3 separate regions of the Homo sapiens genome follow, and regions 2 and 3 are each linked to region 1. A link is a contact called in ENCODE Hi-C or POLR2A ChIA-PET data. All regions are on one chromosome and are shown on one strand. The core of a region is the stretch at or near the end of the contact, and the rest is flanking DNA. Distances in the headings are between cores, read along the strand shown. Region 1 overlaps JCAD (junctional cadherin 5 associated). Region 2 has its middle 91 kb from the start of MAP3K8. Region 3 holds the start of MAP3K8 (mitogen-activated protein kinase kinase kinase 8).

Evidence for each region. Hi-C counts contacts between places; a loop is a spot of excess contacts on that map. ChIA-PET counts read pairs that join two places held with the same protein, here RNA polymerase II (POLR2A). Pooled maps may share reads with other maps.
Region 2: a loop to region 1 is called in a map of natural killer cell, with 6 times the contacts of the local background. The contact joins two enhancer-like sites. A Hi-C loop is called at or near these places in 6 of 168 maps with a recorded cell type or tissue (CD4-positive, alpha-beta T cell, CD4-positive, alpha-beta memory T cell, CD8-positive, alpha-beta T cell and 2 more) and 10 of 50 pooled maps. POLR2A ChIA-PET finds 5 or more read pairs at or near these places in 2 of 52 experiments (CD4-positive, alpha-beta T cell and naive thymus-derived CD4-positive, alpha-beta T cell).
Region 3: a loop to region 1 is called in a map of naive thymus-derived CD4-positive, alpha-beta T cell, with 9 times the contacts of the local background. The contact joins the promoter of MAP3K8 here to the enhancer-like site in region 1. A Hi-C loop is called at or near these places in 1 of 168 maps with a recorded cell type or tissue (naive thymus-derived CD4-positive, alpha-beta T cell) and 7 of 50 pooled maps. POLR2A ChIA-PET finds 5 or more read pairs at or near these places in 2 of 52 experiments (GM12878 and activated CD4-positive, alpha-beta T cell).

The regions. Positions count from the first base shown.
Region 1 is chr10:30,025,208-30,029,078 of GRCh38, reverse strand. It overlaps JCAD (junctional cadherin 5 associated), which reads left to right. Exons shown (of 4, transcript NM_020848.4): 3 at 1-2,976. Among named protein-coding and RNA genes, the nearest start is that of JCAD, 32 kb to the left of the region's middle. RefSeq lists enhancers at 1-712, 1,431-1,500, 1,681-1,740. Within about 2 kb of position 1,863, at least 20 of the 41 ENCODE cell types and tissues checked have a DNase peak (open chromatin) inside an H3K27ac peak, as active enhancers do; they include natural killer cell, where a contact is called at or near this core.
Region 2 is chr10:30,523,668-30,527,538 of GRCh38, reverse strand. No RefSeq gene overlaps it. Among named protein-coding and RNA genes, the nearest start is that of MAP3K8, 91 kb to the right of the region's middle. Within about 2 kb of position 1,743, at least 3 of the 41 ENCODE cell types and tissues checked have a DNase peak (open chromatin) inside an H3K27ac peak, as active enhancers do; they include natural killer cell, where a contact is called at or near this core.
Region 3 is chr10:30,432,137-30,436,007 of GRCh38, reverse strand. MAP3K8 (mitogen-activated protein kinase kinase kinase 8) reads right to left here and starts at 1,824. Exons shown (of 9, transcript NM_005204.4): 1 at 1,630-1,824. RefSeq lists enhancers at 323-860, 985-1,034, 1,325-1,424, 2,145-2,284, 2,956-3,837 and 2 more and a silencer at 1,865-2,104.

The DNA.
Region 1 (3,871 bases), core at 614-3,113:
ACTTGGAAGACACGGTGCCCATAAATGTGTGTGGCGGTCACAGTCAACAGCAGTCTCCGACCGAGAAGGCTGGGGCCAGCGGTCAGCCTCCTTCAGGCCCCCCTGGAACTGGGAATGAGTATGGTGTGAGCCCCCGCTTGCCTCAGGGGCTCCCCGCACATCCCCGACCTGTCACTGCCTATGACGGCTTCGTTCAGTACATTCCCTTTGATGATCCACGGTTACGACATTTTAAACTAGCTCAGCCCCAGGGTTTCTGTGAAGACATAAAGCTTGACGATAAATCATATAACTCCAGTCCTGTCACTGCTCAAGAGCCGGCTCATGGAGGAATGCAGCCTGATGGTGCCATTTGGAATCCACAGAGCTTAATACCCCCGTCGGGGGATGAGAGAGGCCTGGTCTTGGCCGATTCCAGCCCCCGGTGGCTGTGGGGCCAGCCCCCCGGGGATGGGGAAAACAGTGGCCTCCCCAACCAGAGAGACCGCTGTGTGGCAAGGGGACAGTGGCCTGATGTGAGAGGCAGCCAGCACGGGCACACTGGAAGACAAGTTTCCTCCCCTTACTCACAGGGCGAGAGCACCTGCGAAACTCAAACCAAGCTCAAAAAGTTCCAAACTGGGACTCGGACCAAGAAAAGTTCAAAGAAAAAAATGAACGAGACTATATTTTGCTTGGTTTCTATCCCAGTGAAATCAGAATCACATCTGCCAGATAGAGATATGGACAACAATGACTTAAAGCCCAGTGCTGATCAAAAGAATGGGTCTGATAAGAGCCCGGCTCTGCAAGAACAGAGTCTGCTGAGCATGTCTTCCACCGACCTGGAGCTGCAGGCCCTCACAGGAAGCATGGGTGGGAGAACGGAGTTCCAAAAACAAGATCTAGGGGAACCAGAAGAAGACAGACAAACAAATGACCTCAGTTTCATCCACCTTACAAAGCACAGAGAACTCAAGCATTCTGGCTCTTGGCCAGGGCACCGGTACAGAGATCAGCAAACACAAACCAGTTTCTCCGAGGAGCCCCAAAGTTCGCAGCTGCTCCCTGGTGCAAAGCTGGGAGGGCCGAGTCGTGCAGCATTGAGTCCAAAATGTTCAGACCCTGCTGCCTCCGAAGCTCAGACGCACACAGCATTCCCTACCGGTGATCACAAACAGAGGCCAAGTGCCCGTAACCTGAAAGGTCACAGGTCCCTCAGCCCATCCAGCAACAGTGCGTTCTCAAGGACTTCCTTGTCCGTGGACCAGGCACCGACGCCAAAAGCAGGCCGAAGTCAGCCCTGCGTGGATGTCCACGGGCTTGGAGCCCACCCTGGGCCTAAGCGGGAGGTGGTGAAGGGGGAGCCCACGGGCCCTTGCAACAGTAAACAACTCTTTGGGCAGTTTCTCCTGAAACCGGTCAGCCGTCGTCCCTGGGATTTGATCAGTCAGTTAGAAAGTTTTAACAAGGAGCTCCAGGAAGAGGAAGAAAGCAGCAGTAGCAGCAGCAGCAGCAGCAGCAGCAGTGAGGAGAGTGAGGCGGAGCCGCAGCAGGAGAACCGTGCTCACTGCAGACAGGAGGATGTGGGCTTCCGCGGAAACAGCCCGGAAATGAGGGTTGAGCCACAGCCGAGGATGTGGGTGCCGGAGAGCCCTGTGTGTAGGTCGGGAAGAGGTGAGAGTAAGTCTGAGAGCTGGAGTGAGGAGCTGCAGCCTGGCCACCCACGTGCCTGGCCTCCATCCCCGGGCCGCTTTCGCGTGGAAGAAGGTGGCGGTGCACCTTTCTGCTCAGCAGATGGAAGCACGAGTGCAGAGAAGAGACACCTGGAGGTTAGCAACGGAATGGACGAGCTGGCAGGTAGCCCATTTCCTGTGACGAGAATGTCTTCAAGATCAAGTGACGCAAAACCACTGCCCGCGTCCTATCCAGCTGAACCTAGGGAGCCCCAGGAAAGTCCGAAAATCACCAGTGCTTTCAGCTCTGTGAAACCAAGTGAAGCGGTCCCTCGGAAGTTTGACAGTGGTGGAGAGAGGGGGGCAGGGCTCCCACTGTCCCTGTCTAACAAGAACCGAGGGCTCTCAGCTCCAGACTTACGGTCTGTGGGGCTCACCCCTGGGCAAGAACAGGGTGCCAGTGAGCTAGAGGGGTCTTTGGGTGAAGCAAGCACAATAGAAATCCCCCCAGGTGAGTCCTTGCAAGCCAGGGCTGCAAGGATCCTGGGCATTGAGGTGGCGGTGGAGTCCCTCCTGCCGGGCATCCGGAGAGCGGGACAGAACCAGCCTGCTGAGCCCGATGCAAGTGCCTGCACCCCAGAGTCCCCCCAGGAAGAGTTGCTATCTCGCCCAGCACCGGCAGATGTCCCCAGGGTGTCCACTGATGCCTTTTATGGCAGGAGGAAGTGCGGCTGGACCAAGAGCCCTCTCTTTGTAGGGGACAGGGACAGTGCCAGGCGGGCTCCTCAGGCTTTTGAGCACTCAGATGTGGACGGGGTTGTCACCAGCACAGACCCTGTCCCTGAGCCTGAGCCCAGCCCCTTGGAGTCCAAGTTCTTCGAACAAAAGGATGTGGAAACAAAACCACCCTTCAGGTCCACTTTATTCCATTTTGTAGAAAGAACCCCAAGTGTGGCAGGCTCTGAAAAGAGACTTAGAAGCCCTTCCAAAGTGATTGAAAGTTTACAAGAGAAACTGGCCTCCCCGCCTAGGAGAGCAGACCCTGACCGCCTGATGAGAATGAAAGAGGTGAGCTCAGTGTCACGGATGAGAGTCCTGAGCTTCAGGAATGCCGACTCCCAGGAGGACGCCGAGGAATTGAAGGCCACCACAAGGGGCCAGGCCGGGCTCCCGGGAGGCCTTGTGTCTCCTGGCAGTGGGGACCGTGCCCAGAGATTGGGCCACTCACTCTCTGTGTCCAAGGACAGCATCTCCAGGGAAGAGAAGGAGCATCCGGCAGCACAAAAGGAGAAGAGCATGGATCAAGACTTCTGGTGCCCAGGTGAGGAATCAGGCAGACAGGCAGGTGCTCAGTATACATTTGGAGTTTTTAGTCAGTACAAAATACCAGGTTGGTGGATAATGTAAATCTGCATATTCAGAAAAGATCAAGTTGACCCTGGGAATTGTTTTATCAAAAGATTCCTCATTTTCGAAGAATTATCCAGAAGCCATCTTTAAAATTCAAGATCTTGCAGTATATTTTATTTTTTTGAGATAGTATCTCACTCTGTCGCCTGGCTGGAGTGCAGTTGTGCAATCTCTGCTCACTGCAACCTCCGCTGCTTCCTGGGCTCAAGTGATCCTCCCACCTCAGCCTCCCGAGTAGCTGGGGCCACAGGCATGCACCACCATTTCCAGCTAATTTTTTAATTTTTTTATAGAGACGAGATCCCACTATGTTACTCAGGCTGGTCTCGAACTCCTGAGCTCAGGTGATCAGTAGAAGAGTTGAGATAAATGTCAAAAGATCCACATCATAAGCCATGGACTGGAAGGGACCTTCTGTCATTTAGTCTAAGCCTTTTCTCCCTCCCCTCCCCTCCCCTCCCCTCCCCTCCCCTCCCCTTCCCATTTTTTTCTTTTTGAGACAGAGTCTCACTCTGTTCCCCAGGCTGGAGTACAGTGGCACGATCTCGGCTCACTGCAACCTCCGCCTCCTGGGTGCAAGCGATTCTCCTACCTCAGACTCCTGAGTAGCTGGGACTACAGGCGTGTGTCACCAGGCCCAGTTTATTTTTGTATTTTTAGTAGAGATGGGGTTTCGCCATATTGGCCAAGCTGGTCTTGAACTCCTGACCTCAGGTGATCCACCCACCTTGGCCTCCCAAAGTGCCAGGATTACAGGCGTGAACCACTGAGCCCGGCCCAGTCCAAGCCTTTTACAGTAAGGGGAA
Region 2 (3,871 bases), core at 494-2,993, 500 kb before region 1:
ACACAAATACTTTCTGGAAAAATGTACACTCAAACCAACTAAGCCTTAAGTATTAAATAATCCCCAGAGTAGAGTTCTAAATACTATGAGCTCAGCTGGGCACAGTGGCTCACACCTGTAATCCCAGCACTTTGGGAGGCCAAGGCGGGTAGATCATGAGATCAAGAGATCGAGACCATCCTGGCCAACATGGTGAAACCCCATCTCTACTAAAAATACAAAAATTAGCTGGGTCTGGTGGCACGCTCCTGTTGTCCCAGGTACTCAGGAGGCTGAGGCAGGAGAATCACTTGAACCCGGGAGACAGAGGTTGCAGTGAGGTAAGATCACACCACAGCACTCCAGCCTGCTGACAGAGCGAGACTTTTGTCTCAAAAAAAAAAAAAAAAATCATGAGGAAGAATGCACAGAAAGAAAAAACAATAGAACTAAATCCAAACTTCAACTAACACAACTAACATATAAAAAGATAATGACTACAATTAAAAATCGAAACGCAAACACCAGATTAGATACAATTAAAGACCAAATTAGTGGGATGGAGGATACTTTTGAATAAATTACTCAAAATGTACCCTACAGTGCCAAAAATAAAAATAAAAAATGAAAGTAATAAAGAGGTTAAGACACATAGCAGAGAAGGCCCAGCATGCATTGAGTCAGGAAAGCAGTAGCAGAGAATGTGTGTGAGAGGCAATATTAGCAAGGGTAGGACTCAGAATTTTGAGAATTGATACGGCCAGGTGTGATGGCTCATGCTTATAATCCCAGCACATTGGGACGTGGGAGGATTTTTTGAGTCAGGAGTTCAAGTCTAGCCTGGGCAACATAGTGAAACCCTATCTCAACAAAAAATACAAAAACGAGCCAGGTGTGGTGGCACATGCCTGTGGTCCCAGCTACTCAAGAGGCTGAGATAGGAGAATCGCTTGAGCCAAGAGGTTGAGGCTGCAGGAAGCTGAGATTGTGCCACTGCCCTCCAGCCTGAGTGACAGAGCAAGACCCTGTATCAAAACAAAGAAAGCAGGGTGCGGTGGCCTATACCTATAATCCCAACACTTTGGGAGGCTGAGGGGGGTTGATCACTTAAGGATGGGAGTTTGAGACCAGTCTGACCAACATGGTGAAACCCCGTCTCTACTAAAAATACAAAAATTAGCCAGATGGGGTGACATGCACCTGTAGTCCCAGCTACTTGGGAGGCTGAGGCAGGAGAAAACCTTGAACCAGGGAGGTGGACAGAGATCATTGATGTAATACATTCAGCAACTCCCACAGATCCCAAGCAGAATAATTGTTAAATGCATCCGGGGGCCAGGCACTGTGGCTCATGCCTGTAAGCCCAGCACTTTGGGAAGCTGAGGGTGATGAATCATCTGAGGTCGGGAGTTTGAGACCAGCCTGGCCAACATGGTGAAACCCTGTCTCTACTAAAAATACAAAAATTAGCCGGGCATGGTGGCGGGCGCCTGTAATCCCAGCTACTCAGGAGGCTGAGGCAGGAGAATCTCTTGAACCCAGAAGGCAGAGGTTGCCTTGAGCTGAGATTGCACCACTGCACTCCAGCCTGGGTGAGAAGAATGAAACTCTGTCTCAAAAAAAAAAAGAAGCATCTGGAAAGAAACAGCCAGAGAGAAAAGACATATGATCTACAAAGGAGTGAAAATAAAATGAACAGCTAATTACTCAGCAGCAAAAGTGAAAGTCAGGAAACTGTAGATTATTATCTTCAATATTAGTGCCGTGAGAAAGTGAGTATTGACAGGAAACTGCCTGCCCAAACAAGGCAATTCTTAAAAGAAAAAAGTAAAATTGTGACATCTTGAAGATGTTTTTGAAAGATTGTTTTTGAAAAAGCAATACTGAGAATAATTACCATTAACAGACTCTCAAAAACTCTAAAATATACAATTCCCAATAAAAGGAAATGATCACAGAGAAGTCTGAGATACAAGAAAGATTGGTGAATAAATAAAATGTGGGAACATTTTTTCTTTTGAGATGGAGTTTTGCTCTTCTTGCCCAGGTTGGAGTGCAATGGCGCAGTCTCGGCTCACTGCAACCTCCGCCTCCAGGGTACAAGTGATTCTCCTGTCTCAGCCTCCTGAGTAGCTGGGATTACAGGCGCCTGCCAACGCGCCCGGCTAATTTTTTTTTTTTTTTTTTTTTAGTAGAGATGGGGTTTCACCATGTTGGCCAGGCTGGTCTCGAACTCCTGACCTCGGGTGATCCACCCACCTTGGCCTCCCAAAGTGTTGGGATTACAGGTGTGAGCCACCGTGCCCTGCTATTTTTTTTTTTTTAAACTGAGTCTTAATCTGTTACCCAGGCTGGAGTGCAGTGATGTGATCTCGGTTCACTGCAATCTCCATCTCCCAGGTTCAAGTGATTCTCCTGCCTCAGCCTCCTGAGTAGCTGGGATTACAGGTGCCCTCCACCATGCCCAGCTTATTTTTGTATTTTTAGTAAAGACGGGGTTTCACCATGTTGGCCAGGCTGGTCTTGAACTCCTGAACTCAGGTGATCCACCCACCTCGGCCTCCCAAAGTGCTGGGATTACAGGCATGAGCCACCATGCCTGGCCTAAATGTGGGAAAATATAAATTCACTGATTATGTTAACCAATATAATGGTTAACATATATTGTGTTGAACATTATATGTGTGAAGTTGAACATTACTGGACAACAATGGTATGTTAACTGTGAGTGGAGAGATTGATGTTAAAGCATTCTGAGGTTCTTTGATTTGGGAGCAGAATAAAGTTTATTAGTTAACTTTGGATTAGGTAAAATATTCATGTGAAATATTAATAATCAATTGCAACCAATAAGGTAAGGAAAAAATGGCGGGGGGAAGGGAGTATCTCAATCAATGTGGTTAAATCTCAAAAACATAATTTTGTGCCAAACCAAGTTTACATAGTACAATAAAGCTTAAAAATAAGCAATATTCAGTAATGTATTTATTACTTAGAGATAAGTAAAAATTGGCAAAATTATAAAGAAAGGCAAAGAAGTAATTAATGAAAGGCAAAGAGGTAATTAACAAAATCAGGATCATAATTAGCTCTGGGAAAAGAATGGGAAAAGGTATTTGGTAATGTTTATTACTTAAGTTGGGTTAAAATATTTATATTCTTTTATTAGCATTTGTATTAATATTAGTGTTAGTATTATTTGAAATGTACATAGGCATTATAGAAACTGCTTCTTTATGGGGTTTTTATTTTTTATTTATTTATTTATTTATTTATTTATTTTTTTTTTTTTGAGACGGAGTCTCGCTCTGTCGCCCAGGCTGGAGTGCAGTGGTGCCATCTTGGCTCACTGCAACCTCCGCCTTCCAGGTTCAAGCAATTCTCCTGCCTCAGACTCCTGAGCAGCTGGGACTACAAGCATGTACCACCATGCCCAGCTAATTTTTGTATTTTTACTAGAGATGGGGTTTCACCAGTTTGGCCAGGATGGTCTCAATCTCTTGACCTCATGATCTACCCACCTCGGCCTCCCAAAGTTCTGGGATTACAGGTGTGAGCCACTGTGCCCAGCTTAGAAACTCTTTTAAAATTTGAAGTATGTTTGTACTTACATTTCTTTGCTATTGCAGGCCGGGCGCAGTGGCTCACACCTATAATCCCAGCATTTTGGGAGGCCGAGGCAGGTGGATCACCTGAGGTCAGGAGTTTGAGACCCGCCTGGCCAACATGGTGAAACCCAGTCTCTACTAAAAGTACAAAAATTAGCCAGGTGTGGTGGCACTCAGCTCACTGTGGTCAGCAGTGAGCTGAGATTGTACTACCGCAATCCAGCCTGGGCGACAGAGCAAGACTCTGTCTCAAAGAAAAAAAAGAAAAATTTGTTTGCTATTGC
Region 3 (3,871 bases), core at 575-3,074, 410 kb before region 1:
TCCTAAACATTAACATAATACTCTTGGCTGCCTCCATATACAGAAACAAAATGTGAGTGTTTCCTGGCAAGTGTGAATGAAAATGGCCAGCATAACAGCATATGCTTCTGCCTAACAAAGAATGACTATTACTTGTGTTATTTCTCATTTAAAATATTTTTTTAGGCCGGGCACAGTGGCTCATGCCTGTAATCTCAGCACTTTGGGAGGCCAAGGAGGGTGCATCACCTGAGGTCAGGAGTTCAAGACCAGCCTGGCCAACATGGTGAAACCCTGTCTCTACAAAAATTAGCCGGGCGTGGCGGCGGGCGCCTGTAATCCCAGCTACTCGGGAGGCTGAGGCAAGAGAATCGCTTGAACCCGGGAGGTGGAGGTTGCAGTGAGCCGAGATCGCGCCATTGCGCTCCAGCCTGGGCGACAAGAGTGAAACCCCCTCTCAAAAAAAATTTAAAAATTATATATACATATATACATATGTGTGCCAAAATAGTACATTCTCCCTCAGGGCACATTTCTGACTATGTTTTTGCTCTCAAAAAGCCCCGGATTATGCGTTTCAGGCGTATGGAAGGAAGGACCGACACTCTGCTTCAAAACCTCTACATGCCTCAACGTTCCCATTTGCTTTACACGACAAAGTCCTCATGGGCCGTATGCCAGACGTCCTGCACACAAACCTCAATCCGTCGCAGAGAGCTGGGGGCGTCAGCTGGAAGTGGATTACACTCTCCTTGGCACAAACGACTCAGGCCACAGGTATGTAAAGCAACTGCAAGAGCCTTTCTGTCCCTGTTTTTTATCAAGAGCAGCCTTTAATCTTGTCTTCCCAAAAGTGAAATAGACAAGCATCGCAACGTTTCTCTCTTACAGGCAGCCGGTGGCCTTCCCCTGTTAACTATGGAGACAATCCCTAGGCGTCCTTCTCCGCCCAGAGCTAGAAAAATTTCAGAGTCCTGATCATGCACTATCGCTCGAAAACAACTTCCGTGAAAATAACTTTTTTTTTCTCCTAGTATTCTTTCTTAGACCAAAAGCCCAGCCTTCGTGTTCTGCTATGACCTCTTTAGTCATGGGATAGAGTCCGGGTTACAAACTTGAATTTAGTTCCAGCCATTCACAAGTCTCTGGGCTCCGCCAACCCACACTCCCACTCCTTTCCTCCTGGTTCTCTAAGTCAAGGGAGCCTAAAAGGCTTATAAATTATCAAAGCACCCAGCATTTGGGAGGATCGGGTCCTCCAGCCTCCGAGCTGCACTCACCGGGTCTCGGGCAGGGAGAGTGCGGCCGTCCAGGCGGCGTCGGCAGCGGGAGGCGCAGTGACAGCGGGTCCCCGCTTCCCCGCGCACTGCCCAGACCAGCACTGCCCTGGCGCTGCGGATACGGGAAGGAGGAGGAAGGGGGAGGAGTCGCGAGTCTGCACCCCGTGAGACCCTTGCGCAAGGTGCTTTCCAGCTGTGCCTGGTGCAGCCGGCGACCCGCGAGCGCAGCTGTGGGCACGCCCCCACCTCTTCCCACGCCAGAGTTTTCCCCTCTGCTGGGGGCACCCTCCATTTCTGCATGGGAATCCCCGGGGCACCCAGGCGGGACGCGACCCGAAAGACACGCCGGAGACCCCCAACCCTGGATTACCTGCGGCCTTGGCGCTCCCACGCCGGCCGAGCGCTCCAGCCGCGGCCCCCCGAAGGTTCGGTGCGATGCTGGCTGCAGGCCTGTGGGAGCCGAGCACGCCGGGCCACTGGGATCCGGCGGCGGCAGCGGCAGAAGCAGGAACCAGGGCGCCGGACCCCAGAGCGTGGCGCGCAGTCCAGAGCGGAGCGGACGAGTGAGACCCGCGTCGCCCGCACGCTCAGACCGCCCTGCTCTGCCCCTGACTCACGGCGTCTGAGCCTGCCCAGGGGCGGCGCAGCGGACGCCAGCCACCGCCTCCCCGACTTTTCCATTTCCCCTTTCTCTCCGTAAACAGAAAGAGACTGCCCGGTTGCAGGGTAAGCCAGAGCCCCCGCGCTGGGAAATTCCGCGTCTCCCCCCCACCCGCCACCCCGCCGCCCCTCATTTGCCCTCTGGGCGCCCGGGCGGAGCTGGAGGCGGGACTAGGGAGGAGCAGAGCGGCGCGCAGGGAGGAGCGCGGGACGTGAGCTGCGGCCCGAATCGAGAGCCTGGGACGGGGACGAGTTTTCCCCCGGGCCTGGTGACCCAAGGCGTCTTAGTGGCGGAGTTGCAAGAGGTGGTTGTGCCCTTCCCGGTCCCCAGGGAAGGTCGTATATCTTAGTGTACTCGCGCCCTCGGCGCTTCTCTGGAGTCCCAGGGTCCGGCGGGAGGGCACGCTCCCGGGGGGCGGCGGGGAGGGCAGTCACCAGACCTTTTTCCGCGCGCCCCACGCTCTGGGGTGGGGACAGAGGCGCCGTGTGCCCTCCCAGCAGTGCTGCGGGAAGCCGGGGAAGCTTCGGGGCTTCTTGGAACCGCGACTGTGGGTCCGATTGCTAGTAGCACGGCCCCGCCTCGCCCAGATTTCGCTTCAAATTCACACACAAAGAGGGCAGTGACCCGTGGTGCGCACGCACACATTCCAACTTAGAGATTTCCAAGAGGCTGCGGCAGGGTGGGCCCGGAACCTGGTTGTTGGGCGCTCGGCTGGGAGCCTGTGCACTCCGCCAGCAGAACCTGGTTTTCTTCTCTGCAGTCTTTATTAAAATTGGTTATTTTGCGGCACCGCCTCATTAGGAAGCGTACTTGTACTATCTCCCCGCTCCCGCCTACCGCTAACCCTCAGTCCTAGCTGCTCATCTGGGGTTTTCCTTCTAGAGTGTCAAGCTTTTACTCCAGGTGTAACCGGAAGAGAGTTCTAGAGAAAAGCGCCACTCTCCCGAAATCCACTCTGCGGGACATTCCCAATGCCCCGCCACCCCCTCCCCCTACATTTCCCACGTATCAAGCACCCACTAGGAACCAGGCATTCGGCTAGAGCGCGGAGAGCTAGGAGCCATGTAAGGTCGACATCCTCTCTCTCTCTCTCTCTCTCTCTCTCTCTCCCCCCCCACCTACGGCCCAGGAGGTGGGGTGTCCCAGGCACAACCCAGATTCAAACGCGGTCACACTCCAAGTCCACGCCCTATTCTTCCCAGTGCCCAGGTCCGTGCTCCCTCTGCAGTTTCTAGATTGCCTCCGCGCGGTTGCGCACGCCTGTAATCCCAGCGCTTTGGAGGCCGAGGCGGGAGGATCACTTGAGGTCAGGAGTTGGAGACCAGCCTGGGCAACATAGCTACCCCGTCTCTACAAAAAATCTAAAAATTAGCCAGGCATGGTGGCTCACGCGTGTCATCCTAGCTCCTCGGAAGCTGAGGTAGGGGGATCCCTTGAGCCCAGCAGTTCGAGTCTGCCGTGAGCTATGATTGCGCCATGGCACTCCAGCCTGGGCGACAGAGCGAGGCCTTGTCTCAAATTTAAAAAATAAAATAAAACAAAAAAATTTTTGAGACTGAGTTTCGTTCTTGTTGCCCAGGCTGGGGTGCAATGGAGCGATCTGGGCTCACCACAACCTCCGCCTCCCTGGTTCAAGCGATTCTCCTGCCTCAGCCTCCCGAGTAGCTGGGATTACAGGCATGCGCCACCACGCCCGGCTAATTTTGTATTTTTAGTAGAGATGGGGTTTCTCCATGTTGGTCAGGCTGGTCTCAAACTCCCGATATCAGGTGATTCGTCCGCCTCAGCCTCCCAAAGGGCTGGGATTACAGGCGTGAGCCACCGCGGCCAACCAAAAATAAAATTTAAAAAAAAAATTTGCCTTGTACCTTCTCTAGAGCCCTCCACATTTCTGCTATGGAAAATGAATTACAATACAACCCGAGGATGTATTGAGAGAATTGCTGGAGGA